5 separate regions of the Homo sapiens genome follow, and all the other regions are linked to region 1. The links are chromatin contacts, found by Hi-C or POLR2A ChIA-PET in ENCODE. All regions are on one chromosome and are shown on one strand. The core of a region is the stretch at or near the end of the contact, and the rest is flanking DNA. Distances in the headings are between cores, read along the strand shown.

What was found. Hi-C counts contacts between places; a loop is a spot of excess contacts on that map. ChIA-PET counts read pairs that join two places held with the same protein, here RNA polymerase II (POLR2A). Pooled maps may share reads with other maps.
Region 2: a loop to region 1 is called in a pooled map, with 5 times the contacts of the local background. The contact joins the promoter of TUBA4B here to the promoter of MRPL44 in region 1. A Hi-C loop is called at or near these places in 2 of 50 pooled maps. POLR2A ChIA-PET finds 5 or more read pairs at or near these places in 2 of 52 experiments (activated T-cell and activated naive CD4-positive, alpha-beta T cell).
Region 3: a loop to region 1 is called in a map of CD8-positive, alpha-beta T cell, with 21 times the contacts of the local background. The contact joins the promoter of CHPF here to the promoter of MRPL44 in region 1. A Hi-C loop is called at or near these places in 1 of 168 maps with a recorded cell type or tissue (CD8-positive, alpha-beta T cell), 1 of 37 single-sample maps with no recorded cell type and 6 of 50 pooled maps.
Region 4: a map of CD8-positive, alpha-beta T cell shows a loop between it and region 1 (20-fold over the local background). The contact joins the promoter of STK11IP here to the promoter of MRPL44 in region 1. A Hi-C loop is called at or near these places in 4 of 168 maps with a recorded cell type or tissue (CD4-positive, alpha-beta T cell, CD8-positive, alpha-beta T cell and naive thymus-derived CD4-positive, alpha-beta T cell), 1 of 37 single-sample maps with no recorded cell type and 10 of 50 pooled maps.
Region 5: a loop to region 1 is called in a map with no recorded cell type, with 7 times the contacts of the local background. The contact joins the promoter of COL4A4 here to the promoter of MRPL44 in region 1. A Hi-C loop is called at or near these places in 1 of 37 single-sample maps with no recorded cell type and 2 of 50 pooled maps. POLR2A ChIA-PET finds 5 or more read pairs at or near these places in 2 of 52 experiments (K562 and activated B cell).

Annotation. Positions count from the first base shown.
Region 1 is chr2:223,955,666-223,959,799 of GRCh38, forward strand. MRPL44 (mitochondrial ribosomal protein L44) reads left to right here and starts at 1,798. Exons shown (of 4, transcript NM_022915.5): 1 at 1,798-1,986; 2 at 3,869-4,134. The coding sequence starts at 1,808. RefSeq lists a silencer at 1,573-1,642 and an enhancer at 1,713-1,882.
Region 2 is chr2:219,251,639-219,255,772 of GRCh38, forward strand. TUBA4B (tubulin alpha 4b) reads left to right here and starts at 1,605. Exons shown (of 4, transcript NM_001355221.1): 1 at 1,605-1,781. The coding sequence starts at 1,770. It overlaps TUBA4A (tubulin alpha 4a), which reads right to left and starts at 2,280. Exons shown (of 4, transcript NM_006000.3): 1 at 2,218-2,280; 2 at 370-592; 3 at 1-75. The coding sequence starts at 2,220. RefSeq lists enhancers at 1,663-1,742, 1,773-1,832, 3,263-3,332 and a silencer at 2,243-2,612.
Region 3 is chr2:219,541,428-219,545,561 of GRCh38, forward strand. It overlaps CHPF (chondroitin polymerizing factor), which reads right to left and starts at 2,382. Exons shown (of 4, transcript NM_024536.6): 1 at 1,798-2,382; 2 at 189-762. The coding sequence starts at 2,111. TMEM198 (transmembrane protein 198) reads left to right here and starts at 2,601. Exons shown (of 5, transcript NM_001005209.3): 1 at 2,601-2,950; 2 at 3,262-3,466. The coding sequence starts at 3,301. RefSeq lists silencers at 1,814-1,903, 1,914-2,623, 2,664-2,803.
Region 4 is chr2:219,596,055-219,600,188 of GRCh38, forward strand. It overlaps STK11IP (serine/threonine kinase 11 interacting protein), which reads left to right and starts at 1,803. Exons shown (of 25, transcript NM_052902.4): 1 at 1,803-1,869; 2 at 2,040-2,126. The coding sequence starts at 2,066. RefSeq lists enhancers at 1,755-1,974, 2,185-2,244.
Region 5 is chr2:227,161,740-227,165,873 of GRCh38, forward strand. It overlaps COL4A4 (collagen type IV alpha 4 chain), which reads right to left and starts at 2,466. Exons shown (of 48, transcript NM_000092.5): 1 at 2,268-2,466. It overlaps COL4A3 (collagen type IV alpha 3 chain), which reads left to right and starts at 2,885. Exons shown (of 52, transcript NM_000091.5): 1 at 2,885-3,074. The coding sequence starts at 2,988. RefSeq lists enhancers at 1,793-2,694, 1,969-2,068 and silencers at 2,339-2,718, 2,939-3,118.

The DNA.
Region 1 (4,134 bases), core at 548-3,047:
CACCTGACCTTAACCCAATGAAAACTCGAAAGTTGTTGACATCTGTGAGCTTTGATCAAATTAGGGCTAACAGCAGGTTAAAGGAAAAATCAGGTTTTTGAGGGCTGAAAAACACATTGGCCTTTTTCTTCCTTAAAGTTTTCTGAGCCTGGATCCTGGAACCAAGTCCTCCTCCTATTATGTGTTTATTGAATAAATAGACAAATGTATGAGCAGATTTTAAAAAACTGGTTAATTCCTAAGTTCCATGAAGGGCATTAGTAGAAGAAATCTTTTGAGGACCTACATTTTTTTAATCTGCAAATGATGCTCTCGTTGTTGTATGACTGAGAAACTCTCAACACAGAGACACCTCATTTTAACTTAACATGATTGTGCTACAACTGGCTTAGATTATTTTTCCTAATAAATGAAATTCTACAGAAATGACAGTTCCCTGCATTTTCTCCTAATCCATTTATTGGATTGATGTTCCATGAATTTTCAATACTTTACATACATTGAAACAAGAAGGTCAATCGTAACCTCCTTTCACCCCTTCTTGGAGAATTTCCTTCAACCAGAAATCCATCAGTTTGTTTTTTGGTGTGTGCTCAGCCCCTCTTTTGCTCTCTCCCTCCCCAAAGGGAACCCTTTTATAAGCTGAGATGAACCATTTAGATTCTCCCTTTTGAAATGGTCAAGCTGAGAAACCCAAATTGAGTTCTATGATCCTGGCACTGAAGATTCTCGGGCTAAGTCATAACATGCTTTGTGGTCTGTGTTTCAGAGAGATGAATGTAGGTGAGCTGTGTCTGGGGAAGGGAGGAAGGTACCAGGCCAATTACACTAACCACGGAAAGAGGTGAGGAGAGCCACCAGGTACCTGCAGTGGAAATAAATGGAAAAAGCACTTGGTGGAAACTGCACCGAAGAGGGGGTTTGTCGAAACAAAAACAATCAAAGACATAGGAGTTCAATCTGGGTGACTGCTGGGGACACAGATGCCTTTAACAAAGAGATCACAGAAAGCATTGCCCCTTTGAGGGTCTAGATGTTCAGCAGGCAACTCAAAACTGGGAATTCAAACAAGCCTCCCTTTGTGACTTAATATGTTCTTTTAAAAATTGTACTGTATTAACAGTTTGGTAGGAAAGCAATAGAATTACATTGTTAAAGAGTGTTAACATAAAGAAGGAAGAAACTGTAATTCCCCTATTACCGTTTTATGTTTTTTTCCAGTCATTTTCCGGATGTTTAAAAATATGTACTATTAGATTGCTTTTAAAGAAAAATTTTAATTTTGGATAAGCCAACATTTCTGAGTCTAGGGTTTCCAAAACTAAGGCTTTTGGAGGCGTGCTGGGTCAAAAATAGAAGCTCGGTAAATACTTGCTCAGTAGTGGCCTAGAACACTAAATATAAATTAAAAATGTTTTCTTTTTTTGAGGATTTAAATGTTTCCTTAACCTGAAAGCGAAACAGATTTTTGTTTGTTTTGCTGTAACGAGAGAGGAAGGAACAAGAGAGTGACAGGGTGAAGCAACTTCTCCCAGAAACTTTTGGGCGCAAACGCCCTCAAGTCCGGATCATTGGAAAGTAACTCGAAGAGAGGAGAGAACTAGCGCAAGCGTAGCCTCAAGGCGGCCGCAATCACCCCGCCCCGGGGCTGTCTCCGCCCCTGCCCTCTCTCAGTCGCCCCGCCCCGGGGGCTGTCTCCGCCCCAGCCTTCTCTTCGCGTTCCGCGTTCCGGGTTCCGGGGGAAGTGTGTTACGGGGACACTGGCCCGACTACTTTCGTTCCGTCTTCCATCGTTTTCTCTCGTGCAATGGCGTCCGGGCTGGTAAGATTGCTGCAGCAGGGACATCGCTGCCTCCTGGCTCCAGTCGCCCCCAAGCTGGTCCCTCCGGTTCGGGGAGTGAAGAAGGGATTCCGCGCCGCCTTCCGCTTCCAGAAGGAGTTAGAGCGGCAGCGCCTTCTGCGGTGCCCGCCGCCGCCCGTGCGCCGGTAGGAGCCACCTCGGGAAGAGGTCTCAGGGTGGCGGTCGCAGACACTGGGTCTTCTTCCCGCGGCGTCGTGTCTGCGGCTGATGCGCCCCTGGGTTAAGCCTTAGGAAGTTTGCGATGGAGACACCCGTGAGCTGTGGGCGCGGGGCCTGAGGCAAAAAAAATGGATTTGTGCCGCGGGCGGTAGAGCTTCGGGCTGTTCCCGACGTTTTGAAACTACCATTTAGGATTTTGGCTACTGAAAATTGGGAGAAATGGGGCTAACTGGAGGGTCTTCCTTATGTGGACTTGGATGTTGTAGTCCCCGTTTGTAATGCCTGAGAATTCCGATAAGCGGGAAGAAAGCAGCCCACAGCATCGTAAATTAAGGAGAAAAAAAATTAATCTACAACCTGAATTCTGCTGTCTAGAGTAAAAGGAAAAAAAGTTAGCTTTAGATTTTTGCCCTAATTAATGCTGTTCTGGTAACAGGTTTGGCAGAGAGAGACACAGGTTTTTATAGCTTCAAACCAGATCATACTTTACATAATTTAAATTCCTTCATCTTGCTTTTTCTCTTTAATAATGTGTGTTTGACATGTTGTCATGGTATTACAAAGATATGTACCTCACTCTTTTTTATGGCTCTGTATATATGGGCCTATGAGCTCCATATTATTGCCATTAAAACCTATGTAACAGCGCGTAAAGGGGACGCATGTGTAGTATGAAATTTTGAAAGCTATTAGTACTTTAACATTGCCCTCCAAAAAATGTTGATCCACTTTGTACTCCTACCAGTAGGAACGGTCTTCTAACAGAGAAGATTATAGCAAAAAATAAAATCTCTTCTTAATTCCCATTCCCTTGTTTATTATAAGATTAAGTATTTTAGGCTCTCAAAGGTGGAAGAAACTTTATGGGTTGGACAGATTATATAGGTGTATATGTTATATGTATATCTTACGACTTTCAACCTAGGTTTTCATACTTTGCTTCCCTTTGTTTCTTAAAGGGGTTTTATATTGTGTTACGTATAAGTAATCCAGAGATGACTTAAAGTATACAGGAGGATGTGCATAGGTTATATGCAGATACAGGTATACCTCATACATATTGTAGGGTTGGTTCTAGACCACGACAATAAAACGAGTCACATGACTTTTTTAGTTTCCCAGTGTATACCTAAGTTATGTTTATACTATTCTGTAGTTTATTAAGTGTACAGTAGTAGTGTCTAAAAAGCAATATATGTACCTTAATTTAAAATACTTTATTGCTAAAAAATGGTAACACAGAGACACAAAGTGAGCACATGCAGAATTGCTACAGACCTTCAGTTTGTAAAAATAAAATGCAATAAATCTGTGAAGCACAATAGACCGAAGTACAGTGAAACGAAGTGTGCCTGTACTACACCATTTATATGAGAGACTTGAGCATCCATGAATTTCAGTATCCAGGAGAGTCCTTGGAACCAATCCCCTACAGATATTGAGGGATGACTGCAAATATAACATACTAGTGTTTATGGCTTGAATCTGTGAAATTAACATTTATGCTTCATACTTAGGTATAAAACATAGTATCATGGTTAGAGCAGAAATAAGGAACCTAAAAGTTAGGCTAATGGCTTGGTCTTTTATATTGAAGAACCAATTTCATGTGACAATTGGATCAAAGGGAAAATTAATCCAGTCATATATGTAGAATATAGCAAAGGACTGCCAGTATTTATCTGACTTTAGTCTTAACATTTAGAATATCAACCTGGCATTAAAAAGAAATATAACCTTCTTTCATTTCCTTTATATAATTAATAACATTACAACACAGTGAACAATTTTTATATCACAGTAACAGGTTGTTCTCTTTACCATCTCTTACTGTCTTTACATTTTCAGTTCAGAGAAGCCGAACTGGGATTACCATGCAGAAATACAAGCTTTTGGACATCGGTTACAGGAAAACTTTTCCTTAGATCTTCTCAAAACTGCATTTGTTAATAGCTGCTATATTAAAAGTGAGGAGGCCAAACGCCAACAACTTGGGATAGAGAAAGAAGCTGTTCTTCTGAATCTTAAAAGTAATCAAGAACTATCCGAACAAGGGACATCTTTTTCACAGACTTGCCTTACACAGTTTCTTGAAGACGAGTACCCAGACATGC
Region 2 (4,134 bases), core at 355-2,854, 4.7 Mb before region 1:
TGGCAGCATCCTCTTTCCCAGTGATGAGCTGCTCTGGGTGGAAGAGCTGTCGGTATGGGCCATTTCGGATCTCATCTGGAAGGGCAAAAACCACAAAGCTATGCTCAGCAGGGACCTTCCTCCCCCAGGGTGGTAGCTGTGGCCAGATGCATGGAAGGACTCATCCTCCTGCCAGCCTGAGATACCAGAGTGTGAGAGAAACCCAGACCAGCTGCCCAGGCCAGTCTCAGATCAGCTTGCCTTCTGCAGCTTCAAGTACGGCTAGGAATTTTCAGGGCTAGGAATGCCTGGTCTAAATACCCTCTCTCTCCAGGGAGAAGCTTTGAGTCATGCTCCACCCCCTTCAATTTTGTCCCCACTTCCTCTCACCAATGACCGTAGGCTCCAGATCCACAAAAACTGCCCGGGGTACGTGTTTTCCAGCACCAGTTTCACAGAAGAAGGTGGTGAAGGAGTCGTCCCCTCCACCAATGGTCTTGTCACTGGGCATCTGCCCATCAGGCTGAATCCCATGTTCCAAGCAATAGAGCTCCCAGCAGGCATTGCCCATCTGGACACCTGCCTGCCCCACGTGGACTGAGATGCATTCACGCTGAGGGATAGAGAGAGGGGACACAGCATGAGCCCCACATCCACAAGTCCTCACCTTGCGAGTCTCTCTTCCACCCTATCATCTACCAGCTAGGATGACTCAGTTGGCAAGAGTGGAGGGTTGGGGCTGGGCAGAGGTGAGAAGAGAGTAGCAGCCTGCCCGGGCTCCCAGGTACAGGACTCCCCACCTGGAGGCACCCAGCAATGCAGGCCAACCTCTTAGCCCACTTCTCAGTGGGGAATCTGTCAAGTGAGCACTGTGGCTCCACATGACAAAAGGTTTCCTAGAGGTATGGGTTTACAGCTAGAGGCCCCCCCCCCACTTGATTAATTATTTGCTTTGAGTATGAACAGCTAGAATTCATAGAACCCTTTCCCTCTTTCTTTCCTGTAAGCTGCAGAGGTGTCTCAGCCATCCAATCTGGCATCAACTGACCACACGCCATCAGGATGCCCTCCTCCCTCACCTTTAAATCCCATCTGGCTCTGGGGATCAATCCCATCTGGCTCCTCTCCCCACCTCCACCCCCGCACCCTGGGTGTCTTCACCACTTTCATCTCCCGTGTCAGCCCGCACGGAAATAGCGGCGGTAATGCTTGTAAGCTCAGACAGCAGGGGCCAGCAATAAGGTTTGAGGGTACTGGGGCGCTCACTGCCTTAGGCTCCGTCCCTGTCAGCCCGAAATTAACCCCTAAAGCACTAAAGTCCGGCAGGGCCCGCGCGCTCTTCCCACACCGAAATGGCGGGGTGACGGTTTCCAAATACCCAGAAAGGAAGTGGAACCTGCGGTGAGGCCCCAGAGGTGACCCGCCTTGTCCCGGGCAGGATGGGCGCCATCCTGCAGCCCAGCCCTACATCCGCTCTCCCTCTGGAGTCTTTACAGTTATTTCCCAGCCCAAAGCGGGGATTGGGTTTCGGCCCCCGCTCCTGGGCTATAAATACCACCCCCTACATGCACCTCTCTCCCCTCCCCCCAACCTGGCCTCGGCCCGCGCAGTGCTCAGCGCCAGCTGTCTCTGCCCATCCGCGCACCCGGGCTTCGGCTGGAGAGGGCCAGCTCGCTTCAGGAGGCCGAACCCCGTTCCCACCAACCCTCTCAGCTCAGACGCGGGGTGCTGAGTCACGGGGGGGGGGTGGTTCTGTGGATAGTTGGAATGCATACACAGAGGAAAGGGGGATGCGGCACCAGGTAACCTGACCCCTTCCACCTTCTAGCGCCAAGCACGTGCTCGGTCAGTGCTGAGGACCAGGGACTGGGGATGTAAGAGGGCAGCCAAACCCGTCTTCTTTTGCCCGCGGAAAGGACGGGGCGCGGGCCCGCGTGACTCTCATACAGAGTCGGGACACAAATGCTCGTAAGGCAGGAGCAGAGTGCCAGGAAGGGTTCCTCTCTGTTACTGAAGAGTCGCACTCCACCCCAAGCCCCAACCCCAGCCACCGAAGGTGAACTATACGGCTCGGCCAAAGTCACCAGGAGGGGGTTGGGGAGGGAGGATGCAAAACCCTCGCACCTCCTGGAGACCCGGAACGCCCGGTGGAGGTCCCCGAGCATGCCTGGAAGAAGTGTCCCCCAAAGGAGAGGGGCAATTAGGGGACAGGCGCGACCCCGGCCGGGCCGCACTCACCATGGTGAGTCCGGGCGGTGCGTCTCACGTTGAGTCGGGGTGACAGGTCTCAGTGAGAACTGCGCTAGCTGCAGTGCCGCACCGCCCTTATAGGCGGGGGGGGGGCGGGGCCCGCGTTCCCCGCTCGCCCACTAGAGGCTGGGCGGCCCGCAGGCCACGCCTCCCGGGAGGGTAAGCGGCCCCCCCGAGGGGCGGAGCCTGGCCTGGTACCCTCCCCAAGCTGCGCGGGGGTCCCTCACCTGTCCCGCTGGGATTAAGAGTCGCGATTCGGGCTTTAACCATTCTTTCCTCGTTTTGAGCAGACACGCTGGGCTCCCGAGGGCCTCCGCGGAGATGCAGGGTGCTGTGGCAGGGCGAGTCTCACCTGCACCTGCGTCCTGGAGGCACCGGTCATCCAGGTGTTCTGACTTAGGTCGGGAGCAGGCGAGGCGGTCCTTCCCAAGCGGCCACAGCTGGCCTTCACCCCTGCCCTTCCAGCCCTGCCTCCCAGGAGACTCGGGCCGGCTGTGAGGCTGTGGCGCGTCCCCGGGGAGCCCTTGCCAGCTGCCTGACGCTTCCTGGTCCCCGGCCGGGGCGGCAGCCTTTCGCCGACGCCTGTGGGCGGCCGAGGACCCAGAACTGCACAGCCTGAGCCCCAGATTGCCAATGCCTTAGGCGCTCCCGCAGAGTCGAGCCCCGCAGCCTGTCTGCCGGGGCCGACCCCGGAATCTGCCGCGGCTCGCCGGCCGCCCGCGGGTCAGTGGCGCTGTCATCAGCGCAGTCACTATGATGCCCTCGCTGAGGGCACCTGCCCACTCCCCTGCTGCCAGAACTGCGGGAGCGCTGACCGGGGGACCTCAGGACCTGGATTCTCCTCCAGGCTACCCTGTGTGACCTTGAGCAAGTGACTTAACCTCACTGAGTCCTTGACATTTTCGTGGGTGAAAAGGAGACAGTGATGTCATAGTGGAAACATTGTTGTAAGCTATCAAAATGTCTGTTGCCTCTGAAGAGAAAAGAAGAAAATCGAGATTCTCATATCTTGGATGATTCTGACTCTTGGTCTCTTCTGTCTCTAACCCAAGAGCAGGATCTGCAACCCGCACCTTAATGGTCTCAGCACTCAGCCCCTGGTCTCCGCAGAAGCCCTTCTTTCTACATTTCATTCCGTTCTCTCCACCCCATCTTTTCAAGCTACTTCTGCTTTCTCTTTCTCTCTCTCTCTCTCTCTTTTGAGTCAGTGTCTTGCTGTGTCACCCAGGCTAGAGTGCAGTGGTGCAATCTCAGCTCATTGCAACCTCCATCTCCCGGCTCAAGGCCATCCTTCTACCTCATCCTTCCACCTCAGCCTCCTCAGTAGCTGAGACCACAGGCGTGCACCAACACCATGCCCAGCTTATTTTATTTATTTATCTATTTTTGAGATGGAGTTTCGCTCTTGTTGCCCAGGCTGGAGTGCAATGGCACGATTTCGGCTCACCTCAACACCTGCCTCGCGGGTTCTAGCGATTCTCCTGCCTCAGCCTCTGGAGTAGCTGGGATTACAGGCATGGATGCCTGGATGATTTTTGTATTTTTAGTAGAGACGGGGTTTCACCATGTTGGTCAGGCTGGTCTCCAACTCCTGACCTTAGATGATCCACCTGCTTCAGCCTCCCAAAGTGCTGGGATTACAGGTGTGAGCCCCCACACCCGGCCTTATTTTTTGTATTTTTAGTAGAGACAAGGTCTCGCCATATTGTCCAGATTTGTCTTGAACTCCTGAGCTCAAGCGATCCACCCGCCTCAACCTCCCAAAGTGCTGGGATTACAGGCCTGAGCAACCACCCCAGCCTGCCTTGCATTTTCTAATTGTCTCCCTTCACTGGGGAAAGTCATCTGGCAGTGCCCCAGGTGCTGCTGGTTTGCAGATCTTAAGAAACCTGTCTTCCTGGCTCT
Region 3 (4,134 bases), core at 1,132-3,631, 4.4 Mb before region 1:
TATTTCCATTGGCACAAAGGAAGATACTGAAGCCCAGGATATTTAGTAATTTACTGGGGGTCACAGAGATAGAAAATAAATGTCCGAATTGGCATGGAAAAGCAGACCTGTATCTCCAACATCCCTTTGCCTCTCAGAGGGATTTGAACATGACAAGGAGGTATCAGTGGGATAGCTTATCATCCCACCTCGTGGTCACCAGTGCAGCCCACCCCGGTGGCATCGAGAATGCAGCGACCCAGCCACTCGTCAGGGCGCGCACTGACGATGTCGTTGCGGCAGCCTTCCAGGTGGGGGCGCAGTTGTTGCAGCAGCATGCGCGACAGCAGCACCCCAAAGCCTCCGTGGCAGTAGCGGCCGGGGGTGGGCTCTCCGCCGATGAAGTCCTGGGGCCGGCCCAGGTACAGGTGGGCGGCGGAGGCCAGGCTGAGGTGGCCAGTTAGGCGTGCCAGGCCGTGCGCCTCGGTGTAGGTGGTGTCAGGCACCAGGAAGAACCAGTCAAAGTCGTCGCCGTGCTGCTCCAGCAGGTGGCGCAGCGCCAGGTGCAGGTGTCCAATGGGTCGCTCCTCGCCTAGCGTCACCACTGCCATGCCAGGTGGGGCCCGGCGGCCCCGTGCGCCCGTCAGGAACACCACACGCTCCAGCCGGTGCCCCAGCGTGCGGTTCACGGCCACGCCCAGCGTGGGCAGCGTGGTCTGAGAGGTCAGCACCGCCACCAGCAGCCTCTGCCTGATGCCCAGCTCCGTGCTGATGTAGCGGGTCCTAGGGGAGGAGATGGCACAAGCTTATCAAAAGGACAACGGGGCGGGGGGTGGGGGGGAGGTGGTCAGCACAGACCCTGGCAGGTCACGTCTTCTCTGTATCTGTTCTCTCACCTATGAATAGGTTAAAAATAAACCCTCTCTCCCAGGGGTCATGAGGATTTAAACGAAATGGTCTTAAACAGGTAGTGCTTTGCATTTGGGAGATGGCAATACCCACCCAGATAGGAGAGAGATATTGTGGGTCTGACTCCGGGGTTCGCTACTTAGTAGTTATGTCCTTGAGCATGTTATTTAACCTGAGCCATCTGTAAAATGGGACTGATTATATCTGTTTAAAGCACCCAGCCAAACGCTGGACACACCATGTATCTACTCATTTCTATATAAATATGCCATTATGCCACAAATGCCTCACATAAATGACATAAAGGAACGTTTGGCATAGGGGTGTACTGAGTGTTTTTGCGGGGAGGGGCAAACTGCACTCAGGGGCTCTAGGAACTTACCTTTTGGTAAGGCAGAAGGTAAATTGCAGAACCAGCATTTGAACCCAATGTTACTTAGAAGTTATTTCAACTCATCAGCAGAGACATTAATGAGATAGGTACATTCCTCCCTCCCCCATCTCACCCTGAGGTGGCCCTTGTAACCCACTCAGGAACAAGAGATCCAGGTAAATCCTAGTTCTCTCCTTTCTCTTCCCCTGTCTCTATACACTCACCCTATATATAAGTCATTTCTCTAACACCAGCAGCCCAGCCAGGGAGCTAGTAGGATCTCTGGGGCGCCATCGGGTCGAGCCGGTTTAGGACACAGTCCAGTAAGTTCAGCCCAGGCCGGGATAGGGCCCAGAGAAAGTCTCGGACTGGCCCCACGGCTCTCGGGAAGGCAGGGCCATCGGAAGTTATCGGGGCCCAAAGACTTCCTGGCTCGCCAGCCCCTTCCTTCCGGAGCCTGACCCGGGCCCGGGCGACCTCCCCGCGCGCTTCCCGGCCGCTGCCCAGGGGGTAGAGCGGGCGCAGCCGATCACTACCTGACGGCCTTTTTGGCGGCCTGGCCGGGCTGTGCAGGGTGGTAGGGCAAGACGCGCGGCTCCCAATTCTCCCCGGCGCCTTCGCCGGCCCCGGGCTTCTCGCGCTCCGCTCCGGGCTGCACCGAGTTGGGCCGGCGCGCCGCGTTGGTGTTGCCGCGCGGCGGCAGCTCAGAGTCTCCAGGTTGGGGCGGGCCTGGGCCGCACGGCTCCTCCACCCAGGTGACGCTGAGCAGGCTCAGGGTGAAGCCCAGGGAGATGCCCACGGCCACGGGCCCTGCGGGCCGCAGCACCGACAGCAGCAGCGATGCCCGCATGGCGCCCGGACCGCGGGTCCCCGGCCCCGGCGAACCCCCAGAGCAGCCAGAGGAGTCTCCGAGGGGGCGGGACCGGGGAGGGGGCGGATCCGGAGGGCTCGGGCCCCGCGGGCGGGCCCGCTCCCTCCCCGCAGAGCAGAGCCAGCGGCCCGAGCCGAATCCCCGGAGCCGCGCCTCGATTCCCCTCCAGCAGCTGCTCTGGGCTGCGCAGGGTTCTTGCGCTCGGCACTGGAGCCTCAGCCGCGGCCGCAGCTGTCCGACGTGTCACTGCAAGGGCCCCGCCCCCGGGGTGGGGTCTCGGGCTCTCGCTACCGGAGAGGGAGGAGAAGGGGGAGGTTAAAGGGGAAGGACCCCCGGAAGTGCCCCCTCCTCAGTGCGGGAGAGGGAGACGCCGGGGGCGGAGTCCCCTGCCTCCCGCGGCGTGGTTGGTGCGTCCCATGTGACGTCAGAAGCAGCCCGCCCCTGCCTGGATGGTGCGCCCTGAGTGACGTCAGGAGCAGAGGCCGGAGCTGTCCATCAGCACCAAAGGCCGCGGGCGGGCTCAGGGCATGGGGCCGCGGTTCTGGGGCGGCCCGAGCCCCGGCTCCTGCGCCTTCCCCTTCCTCAGGCCCAGCCCGAGTTCCCGGACGCCGCGGGACTGGAGTGCCAGCCGGTGTTGGACGTGGAGCGGCGCCGCCACCGCGCCGACACCATTCTCTCCGGCCCAGCAGCCCCCTTCCTCGCACGACGGACTTTCCCTGGACCCCAGTCAGTTGGAGCCTCTGGCGCCCCGCAACCCCGGCCCCTCGGGCCTCTGCACAGCCTCTTTCACTCAGAAGCTCAGGTCGCCTCCAGCCCAGGTAAATCTTGGACAATCCCATATTGAGCCGCCCACAGATGAATCTCTTGGCTGCCTCCTTCTCACTGGCAGCACGCTCCCTTCATCCCCCCGACTCCCGTCCCTCTTTTAACTTCATCCCAGCCTCCACTAGCCAGGCACTTTTGTTTCCCTTTGTCTTTGCTCCCCACTCCAGAGATGCTTCCGGAGCTGCACAAATGTGGATACTATTCCTTTGTCCACTGTCCTTGCTGAGTTCTCCCAATCCCTCTCCCACCCCCATCCTGGTGGGGACCCAGGACTCCTCCGTGACCCCAACTTTCCCTCTGTCAGGTTAACTTGGGAGGGTGACTCCCTTCTATTCCCAGCACTATGCCGGGGACTGTGGCAACACTGCGGTTCCAGCTGCTGCCCCCTGAGCCAGATGATGCCTTCTGGGGTGCACCTTGTGAACAGCCCCTGGAGCGCAGGTACCAGGCACTGCCGGCCCTCGTCTGCATCATGTGCTGTTTGTTTGGAGTCGTCTACTGCTTCTTCGGTGAGATCCCCATCTCATCCCTCACCTGGGCTCCCCAGTGTTTCCCCGAGTTCTTTTTCTGGGCCCCCAAGTCTTCTCTGAATCCCTCTACCATCATGAATAATTCTTCCTTTTCTTTCATCCCACACATTTATAGATTGTCTAGACTCTAGATTATAGGAAAAACAGGTTTTTGGATTAGGCACACCTGAGTGTGAATTTACTTAGCTTTGCAGTTACTAATTGTGATGTCTTGGGCACATTAATCTGTCTGAGCCTCAGTTTTCTCATCTGAACAATGATCACAATATTTGTCTCATGTAGTGTTGTAAGAATTAGTAAGCATTCAATAAATTGTAGCTATTGTGAGGATGTGTTTGGCTAACTGTGCTAGGTAGCCACTGAAAACACTTAGCAGGGTTATTACACATGGTCCCTTACCACAGGGCATATTGTCTGACAGGGAGGAGACTCCCTGGAGCATTTACACCTGGGATACATATTAGAGTGGGCTGGATGGTGGTCACACACATCCATCCAGCCTACAAGGCAGGCTCCGGTAATCAGAGCTGCTGTGAATACTTGTACAGGACGGGTACTAAATAAGGGAGCTCAGCTGAGTGGGCAAGTGGGGGCTAAAGTCCAGCTCATGCTCTGACAAACTCTGGGCCTTGGCACAAAGCTGCTTT
Region 4 (4,134 bases), core at 553-3,052, 4.4 Mb before region 1:
TTAGATTCTATGAAAAATGGACAGCCTGCAGTAATGTGGTTGGGCAAAAAGTGTGCCACTTAATAGTAACAGACAGCAGGTGGAAACCCAACGAGGTCTTTCTGTGTAGCATTCCTTCCTCCCAGGTATGAGGCAGGATCTCTTCCAGAATGAGGGTCTTACGGCCTATCAGACAAGGTAGGCCAGAGAAGTTCTTTACGGCCAGCTTGTTTTTTGGACTGAGTTTCCCTCCTGTTGCCCAGGCTGGAGTGCAATGGCGTGATCTCGGCTCACAGCAACCTCTGTCTCCCGGGTTCAAGCGATTCTCCTGCCTCAGCCTCCCGAATAGCTGGGATTACAGGCATGCACTACCATGCCCGGCTAATTTTGTATTTTTAGAAGACACAGGGTTTCTCCATGTTGGTTGGGCTGGTCTCGAACTCCCGACCTCTGGTGATCTGCTGGCCTCGGCCTCCCAAAGTGCTGGGATTACAGGCGTGAGCCACCGCGCCAGGCCACGGCCAGCTCTTACATAGAAAGGTGGGGGGAAGTTTAGGTTTTATGGCTGGCTTTGGGGGAGAGGGCTTCTAGTTTCTGTGACTCATCTTGGGGAAGAGGAATTCTGGTTTCTATGGCTTGCCTTGGGGAAGAAAGAAGGCTGGGAGACAGGAGGGCAGGAAAAGGTCGGAGAGACTGTGCCTGAGGCCTTCCAGTCTCTTTTAGTTCAAAATAGTCAGCATACCAAAGCGCCGTATTTTGGGGTATTGTTTTTCTGAGCTCAACACTGCTGCTTCGGATGTATCTCCACTTACTTTATTTAACCTAAAAGGCTTTCAGCTCAGAGCACAAGTAGTATGCCATGAATGCGAAATTGTGTGGTTCAAATATTCAAAATATTTGAAATATTTGCCATTTCAAATATTTTGTCTTGAGAAAATAAAATCTTTCAAATCTGGCAACTTGGGATAAAGATGACTATGATCCTATCCCTCCTTTCAACTGGCTTAGGATTCATTTTGATTTTCCTCTGTAGAAATGGGGCGCTTCATGAAAGAAACTCTCTCTGAAAACCAGGAATTCTGTTAAAAGACCTTTTTGCTAATCTAGTTCAGTAGTTGACGTTAGCATTTGACGGGGAGCCTGGTGAAAGCTACCATGAGAATTCGGAAGCAAGAAACTGGCAGTCCTGGCGCTACTGGTTACTAATTGAACGACCTTCGCAAGTAACCTAGCCTCTGTGAACCTGTTCTCATTTTCAAACGCGGTTGAATAACTACTTTTCAACTAGGATGTTATGAAAGGTAATAGGGTAAAGACAAAGGACTAGGTTCGCGTGGAGCCCAGTACTGCTGAAGGAAAGATACACGAGTTTGGAGGGAGTCTAAGGAAAAGGAGGCAAAGGACCCCGGAGGTTATATCCTCGGTGGCCTCAGCTTTTACACGATCTAAGTCCATCCTACGGCGGATACGCTCTCCTTTCACTGGAAAATGACTGTTTGCGTTGAAAAAATTTTTATCTAACAAAGCTCCATTTCTCTAAACTTTGCTTCCCCGCCCAGTTTGCAAACGAGTCAGGGTTTCCTCACCGGCGCGGTAGGCTCGCCGAAAGCCAAGCGGGAGCCCCAGGCTGCGCAGGGCGGGGGAATAATGGGTGCCCAGCTCCGGGCCAGGAAGCCCAGGGAACCACTGCAGCCACCACCGCGGTCAGGAGACAGCCCCCGCACCGCCCCTTTTCGATTCGTTTGCATGATCTACGGCGCGGTTTCCGGCGGCAGAGACATGTTTTCCGGTCGTCCCTTGGCTCGATTTTCTTCCGGGGCGGGACTTCCTTTCCATCATTGATAGGCGCCGGGCAGCTGAGCTGGTAGGAGGACCAGACGGGGAGGTTCGGTATGTCTGACCAGGACTTATGTTCCTCGAAAGGGCGGCCAGGAGGATGCTCTTCCTCTCTTTTCTTTCTCGCCTTTTTCTCCGCATGACGCCTCGGTTTGCGCGGACGCCCTGGGCTTTTGGCACTACCGCCCACCTGAGGCTCTTCCGCTTCCTCTTTCCCCCCCCAGGCTCCGCCCCCCAGCGTCCCGTGGCCATGACGACCGCTCAGAGGGACTCCCTGTTGTGGAAGCTCGCGGGGTTGCTGCGGGAGTCCGGTGAGTGGACTTCCGGTTGGGCTGGGCCTCGGACCTCGGACGAGGTGGGGGTGGTGCTTTCTGGAGACACGCCCTGAGAGTCATGGAGTTACGACTGGTAGGGTCACCAGGTGTCAGAGTTCAATTTCTTTACTTTTCCCAGGTTTGTTCGCCCTTACAGTGTCCTTTGCCTGTGATAGCCTAAACTCTAGCCGTCCTTTGAGGCCAAAGGGCGGTATCCCTCCCTCCGTGCCTTCTCTGACACTGTCAGAAGGAAGTGATCATTACCTGACTAAAAGCCCCTCAGGACCAGGGACTGATCTCGGTCATAATCATTATTGTGTAGCAAGGTACTAAATACAGTAGATAGAAGCACGAGATTTGGAGTCGGACCCACTTGGGTTGGAATATCAACCCTCTTTCAAACTTGCCATACTGTTTCCTGAGGCTCAGTTTTCCTCACAGATTGGCATAGTGATTGTACTTAACATTTGTGGGGATTCGTTTTAATTCATGTATTTAGTACAATGCCTGCAAGTATAGTAACTGCTTACAGTTGGGAGCTATTGTTATTGTAATGATTTCCCTGATGCTTGGCACTGTGCCTGGGCATAATGGAGCCACAGTAGTTGTTGAATACTTGGTTGGCATTAGTTGTGGTAGAAAAAGCCTTGGCTTTGAGATCAGATAGGAGAAGTAACTTCCTACCAATTATATGATCTCCATCAAGATTTTTCACTTTTTTGAACCTCAATTTTCATATCTGTAAGATGGGGTTAATAGTGCTTCTCTTTGAGAGATTCTGAGAAGGTTTGAATGAGATACCAAAGTCATCTGGTACATACTACAGTTAATGTTAGCTGTCCTCCATCACTCCATGCTCCTATTGACGATATCTGTGGAAGCTCTCTTTATAGCAGTTTTCTTTTCTTTCTTTTCTTTTTTTTGAGACAGAGTCTTGCTGTGTCACCCAGGCTGGAGTGCAGTGGCGCAATCTCAGCTCACTGCAACCTCCACCTCCTGGGACGAAGTGATTCTCCTGCCTCAGCCTCCTGAGTAGCTGGGACTACAGGTGTGCACCACCATGACCGGCTAATTTTTGTATTTTTAGTAGAGACGGGGTTTCACCATGTTGGCCAGGTTGGTCTTGAACTCCTGACCTCAAGTGATTAACCTGCCTTGGCCTCCCAAAGTGCTAGGATTAAAGTCGTGAGCCACAGCACCTGGCCAGTAGCAGTTTCATTTCCTGGCTTGTATTGATAACTTTGCAAATGTCTTATATCCTTCTCTGGGAGGAGACAACTAGGAGGCCCTTTGAACGTGGGAAGAGTCCTTGAACCATGTCTGTATCTATCCTCAGTGTCTAGTACATACAGAATCCTTCATGTCAGGTTGTAGGACTTGTTAATTTATTCAGTGATGAATGGTGGGTGTGTGAATGTGTGACTACAAGGAGGTAGCAGGAGAAGAGCTTTGTGGCAGCAGAATAGTTTTGTATCTTGATTGCGTGGCTGCAGGAATTTATATAAACAGCATATAGCTATATATACATATTGTACCAACATCAGTGTCCTGAATTTTTTTTTTTTTTTGAGATGGAGTCTCGCTCTGTCACCCAGGCTGGAGTGCAGTGGTATGATCTCGGCTCACTGCAACCCCTGCCTCCCTCCCAGGTTGAAGTGATTCTTCTGCCTCAGCCTCCCGAGTAGCTGGGACTACAGGCATGCACCACCATGCCCTACTAATTTTTGTATTTTTAGTAGAGACGGGGTTTCACCATATTGGCCAGGCTGGTCTTTAACTCCGGACCTCGTGATCCACCCGCCTTGGCCTCCCAAAGTGCTGGGATTACAGGCGTGAGCCACCACGCCTGCCCTTTGTGTTTTTTTTTTTGTTTTTGTTTTTTTTTTTTTTTTTTTTTGAGATGGAGTCTACCTCTGTCACCCAGGCTGGAGTGCAATGGCTCAATTTCGGCTCACTGCAACCTCTGCCTCCTGGCTTCCAGCTGTTCTCTGGCCTCAGCCCCTCG
Region 5 (4,134 bases), core at 1,216-3,715, 3.2 Mb after region 1:
CAGCAAGCTCCCAGGGAGGCCAATGCTGCTGGTCCCAAGGGATGCCAAGGCAAGGTTCTAGAGGCCTTGGAAGTGTATTAACCTCAAGGGAGTTCATAGGCTATGCTTGCCTCCAGCCATTTTAGTACTGAGCTCAGAAGAGCATCTCTACCACGTGCCACCATTTCTCATCAGGGCCACCTATTTTCCTTTGTACAAAAAAAAAAAAAGAATCAAATTTCACTATGTGACTACTGTGTGAAGATTCTGCACAAAGGGTTTTTGCTATCTCATTAGATTCCAACAACTCCCTGAGGTGGGTATGGTGAGTATGTCTATTTTATAGAAGGAAGACTCCAGCCCAGAGAGGTTAGGTCACACTAGTAAGTATGGAAAGGATTCAAAACTCCAGAGTCTACTCCAGAGGTCAAGCTCTCCAGCATTGCCTCTTTCTTGCTGTATTTACATCACAAGTTTCTTTCCAGCTCTGTATCTGCAACAGAAATGACTTGCAGTTGACTATTACTTCCTGTTCCAAAATTGATAAAACCAAGTCTAGTCCTCCAACAAAATGACTTGGTTTCAGGAAAAGGCAATTAAAATTCAAATTGAGGAATCTTCTGGAATTTGGCAAAGAGAAGCATTTAACATTAGCATTGAGATTTTTTTGTTTGTACTTTTTAAAATTAAATACTGTCAGTTTGTGAAACATAATCATGTGACTCTCAGAACTCTTGGACACTGTCACCTCATCAACAGAACACCTACCGTTTCATTCCACAAGAGTGGCAGAAGTTTCCAGAAGAACCTTCCCTACCAATGGAAAGAAGCTACTGCATACCACACAGCAACATCTGCGATATGGTCATAAATTCCGCAGTGTTCCCAAGTTGTAATGAAGAGTTTAATATATGTGCTTTTTATTATTCTACTAAGAATATATCCTAATTCAACATGTGCGTGAAATTTTCACATGTTCGTGAAAACAGGAGCTCTCATACTTGATTGTGCATGGGAATGTACAGGAAATTTTAAAACAGCTAGAGAGTCTGATAAAATTGGCTTGGAATGGTCTGGGTAGCAACATTGTTTTATCCTCCCAAAGATTCTAATGCACAACGATAGTTGAGAATCACTGGCATAAAAGACAGAAAGAAGACTGTAAGATTCATGCTATAGTCAAAATAAAAAGAATGGGAGGAGTGTCTTCATTCACTGTTAGGGTTTTGCCTACCTGCATGGCTACAAAGTTCTAAGATACCAATAGATCCCAAATTTAACTGCAAGCAAGTGGTTCCCTAAAATCAGTGACCAACTGCATGATCATACTTGGTGTCTGAAGCCAATTGCAGCAAATATCAGCAACACTGTTCCAAAGCAAAGATTCTTAACCTGAGGATGGAATTCAGGTGATCTGTATAGGAAACTCACATAGGAAAATAAGTTGCATCTTTACTTTTAGTAACATGTCACAGAAGTTCAACATGTCCTTCCCTTATGAGCACAGGCAACAGAGCACAGTAGTATTGGCAGTTCTTGATAATTTGCACCCACCGGTATTTTCATGTCACATTTCAGTTTGGGCTATTATCTCAAAATACCATTTGCAGACATCACTACTTTGACATTACTGTTGCTTAATCGGCCTGCTGTTAAATCAAGCTATTTAATGCAATAATGATGATGCACCTGTGTTAGTTACTATATCACGACTTGAGGACTTCCATAATTGCATTCCAATAAAACTGATTCTGATTTAATTGTATTTTATGCATTTCACAACATTCTTCTGAGAAACAGTCTAATTGCTTTACCAGAGCCAGTGTGGTCCGTAGCACAGGAAACGGCGAGAGCCGGCTGGAGGACCGTGCCCTGGCACATTTGCATCGCAGGCCACCCCCAGGAAGAGCGCACCCTGACCAGAGCTGAGTCTTGTTTTGCCCTGCATTTCCGCAGATAAGATTTGGCCTGAAAAGCAGTTCAACTCAGCGGAGAATAAGATGGGCTTTCTCTTTCTCCTCAGCTGCCTCTTTCTCTTGGCATTTTGGAGTGCCCCGACTGCCAGGCCGGTAACTCGAGCCTCCAAATTAATCAAAACACACAGCACCCAGTTAAAGCCCAGGCAGACAAGCCCAGGAGCCAGACGCGCTCTCCTCTGGTGACCCCCGGGCCACAACTCCCCAGCTGGGCCCGCCACCACCCCTTGAATGCCACGCTCCCTCCACTGCCCCTCCCAGGCAGGTGCCGGGGCCCCGGGACAGCGGTTGCCCCACCTATGGGCGCCTTACCTGTGGGGACGCCCGCAGCGCCAGGAGCTGCCGCCTTGCCACCCCACGGGACGCGCACCTCCAGCCCCAATCCACCCGCGCCCCGCTGCCTCTTCGCGGCGCTCTCGCAGCCAAGCCCGGCGGCCGCAAGTTGGAGGCGGGCTGGAGGCGGGGAACGCGGACCGCCGCGGGCGCGGGGAACAAGCGGGGCCTCCCGAGTGCAGACGCCCGGCGCGCCTCCCGCTTAATCTGGGCAGGGCCGCTGGCCACTCCCTCCACCCTGCGCAGCCACCTCCCCACCGCGCAGCCACCTCCCCACCGCACACCCCCAAACGCCCCACCTCCGACCGCACCCCACTTCCCCGCCTGGGCCCCCGGACCTTGGGAGCATCACCTCCTTAACCCCTTACCCTGGATCCGCGCCCACCTGCCCCTCAGGCGCCCAGCCCTTTCTCGCCTCCTGGGCACGATGCCCGGGTAGAAGGGACACTGCCTGGTAAGTTGGGAGGGAGGGGGTATGAGGGCGGGACCTGAGCCACGTCTTCCCTCCCTTGAAGCCACAACCAAAAAGCCTGGGTGGGGAGGGACGAACCGCGCGACCGAGCCCTACAAAACCCGCCCCGGCCGAGTGGCGAGGCGAGCTTTCCAGCCGGGCTCCCAGAGCCGCGCTGCGCAGGAGACGCGGTGGCCTGAGAGCCTGAGGGTCCCCGGACTCGCCCAGGCTCTGAGCGCGCGCCCACCATGAGCGCCCGGACCGCCCCCAGGCCGCAGGTGCTCCTGCTGCCGCTCCTGCTGGTGCTCCTGGCGGCGGCGCCCGCAGCCAGCAAGGTGAGTGGGGGCTGCGCGACCCCCACCCCCGCACTTCCATCCCTCCTCCACGCGTCCGGGGGACGCGCTGGCCCCACCCGCAGCGGCGCGGTAGTGGAGCGGCTGCCGGGCTAGTGGCGAGGCTGAGGGCTTCACGCAGGTCCCGGGACAGGCAGCGAGCGGAAGGGAGCAAGCGGGGATGCCCCGGAACAGGTGGAATGCGCGGGGCTGGGGGAAGAGGCGAGGAGGGGGCTTGTCCAGTGCCTAGGAGTCAGGGATGGCGGGGACAGGCCTCCAGAGGTCAGTAAATTAAAAAATAGACACATAGATAATCGCCAGGGATGATACGTGAGAACACCGGATGTGGAGATGCACGGTGTCACGCTGGTGAATCAAATCAAGCAGCTTGGCCCAGCGCACAGAGGGCTGGCAGGAGACACCTGCAGGGAGTCCCAGCCGCCACTTCCTAGCTGGGACGTCACACTAAACCCTGACCTCTCTGGGGCTCAGTTTCTTCCTTGCAAAACTTGCCCTCCAGTTTTCCTTTGCTATTGTTGGGAAAAGCAAATGCTATCACTGAAAAATTAAGAGCACCTTAGAAATCGAACTCAGGTTAGAATCATTTAAGCAATCTGACACTTTGATTTGATTTTTGACTTGGAATTTGAGTGAAACTGGATTTATTTAAATCCATCCCATATTTCTTATTCTTTGCCATTAAATAGAAATTGATTGTCCTCAAAACGATTGTGCCTCCTAGAGTTGACTCACTTGATTTTACCTTGTGAAAGTAAACTTTAACTTTTCAGATACTTGTTATTTTTACACTTTAAAAAGTTGATTTGGGTGATAACGTGGCATAGGAAATTTCATTTCCAAGGATGAGCAGATGTTTTTACAAATGTTATCATTGAGATTATGATTGGAAATTAACGGTCACATAAATATTTATATATGTTACATGAAAAGAATTTTAGAACCTATGGTCACATATAGGTTCTATATGTTTTTCCTATTTAAATTAAATGAAGACATTGCAGACATTATAGGTGAAACTAAAGCCCTCTCTGACACCCCCCAT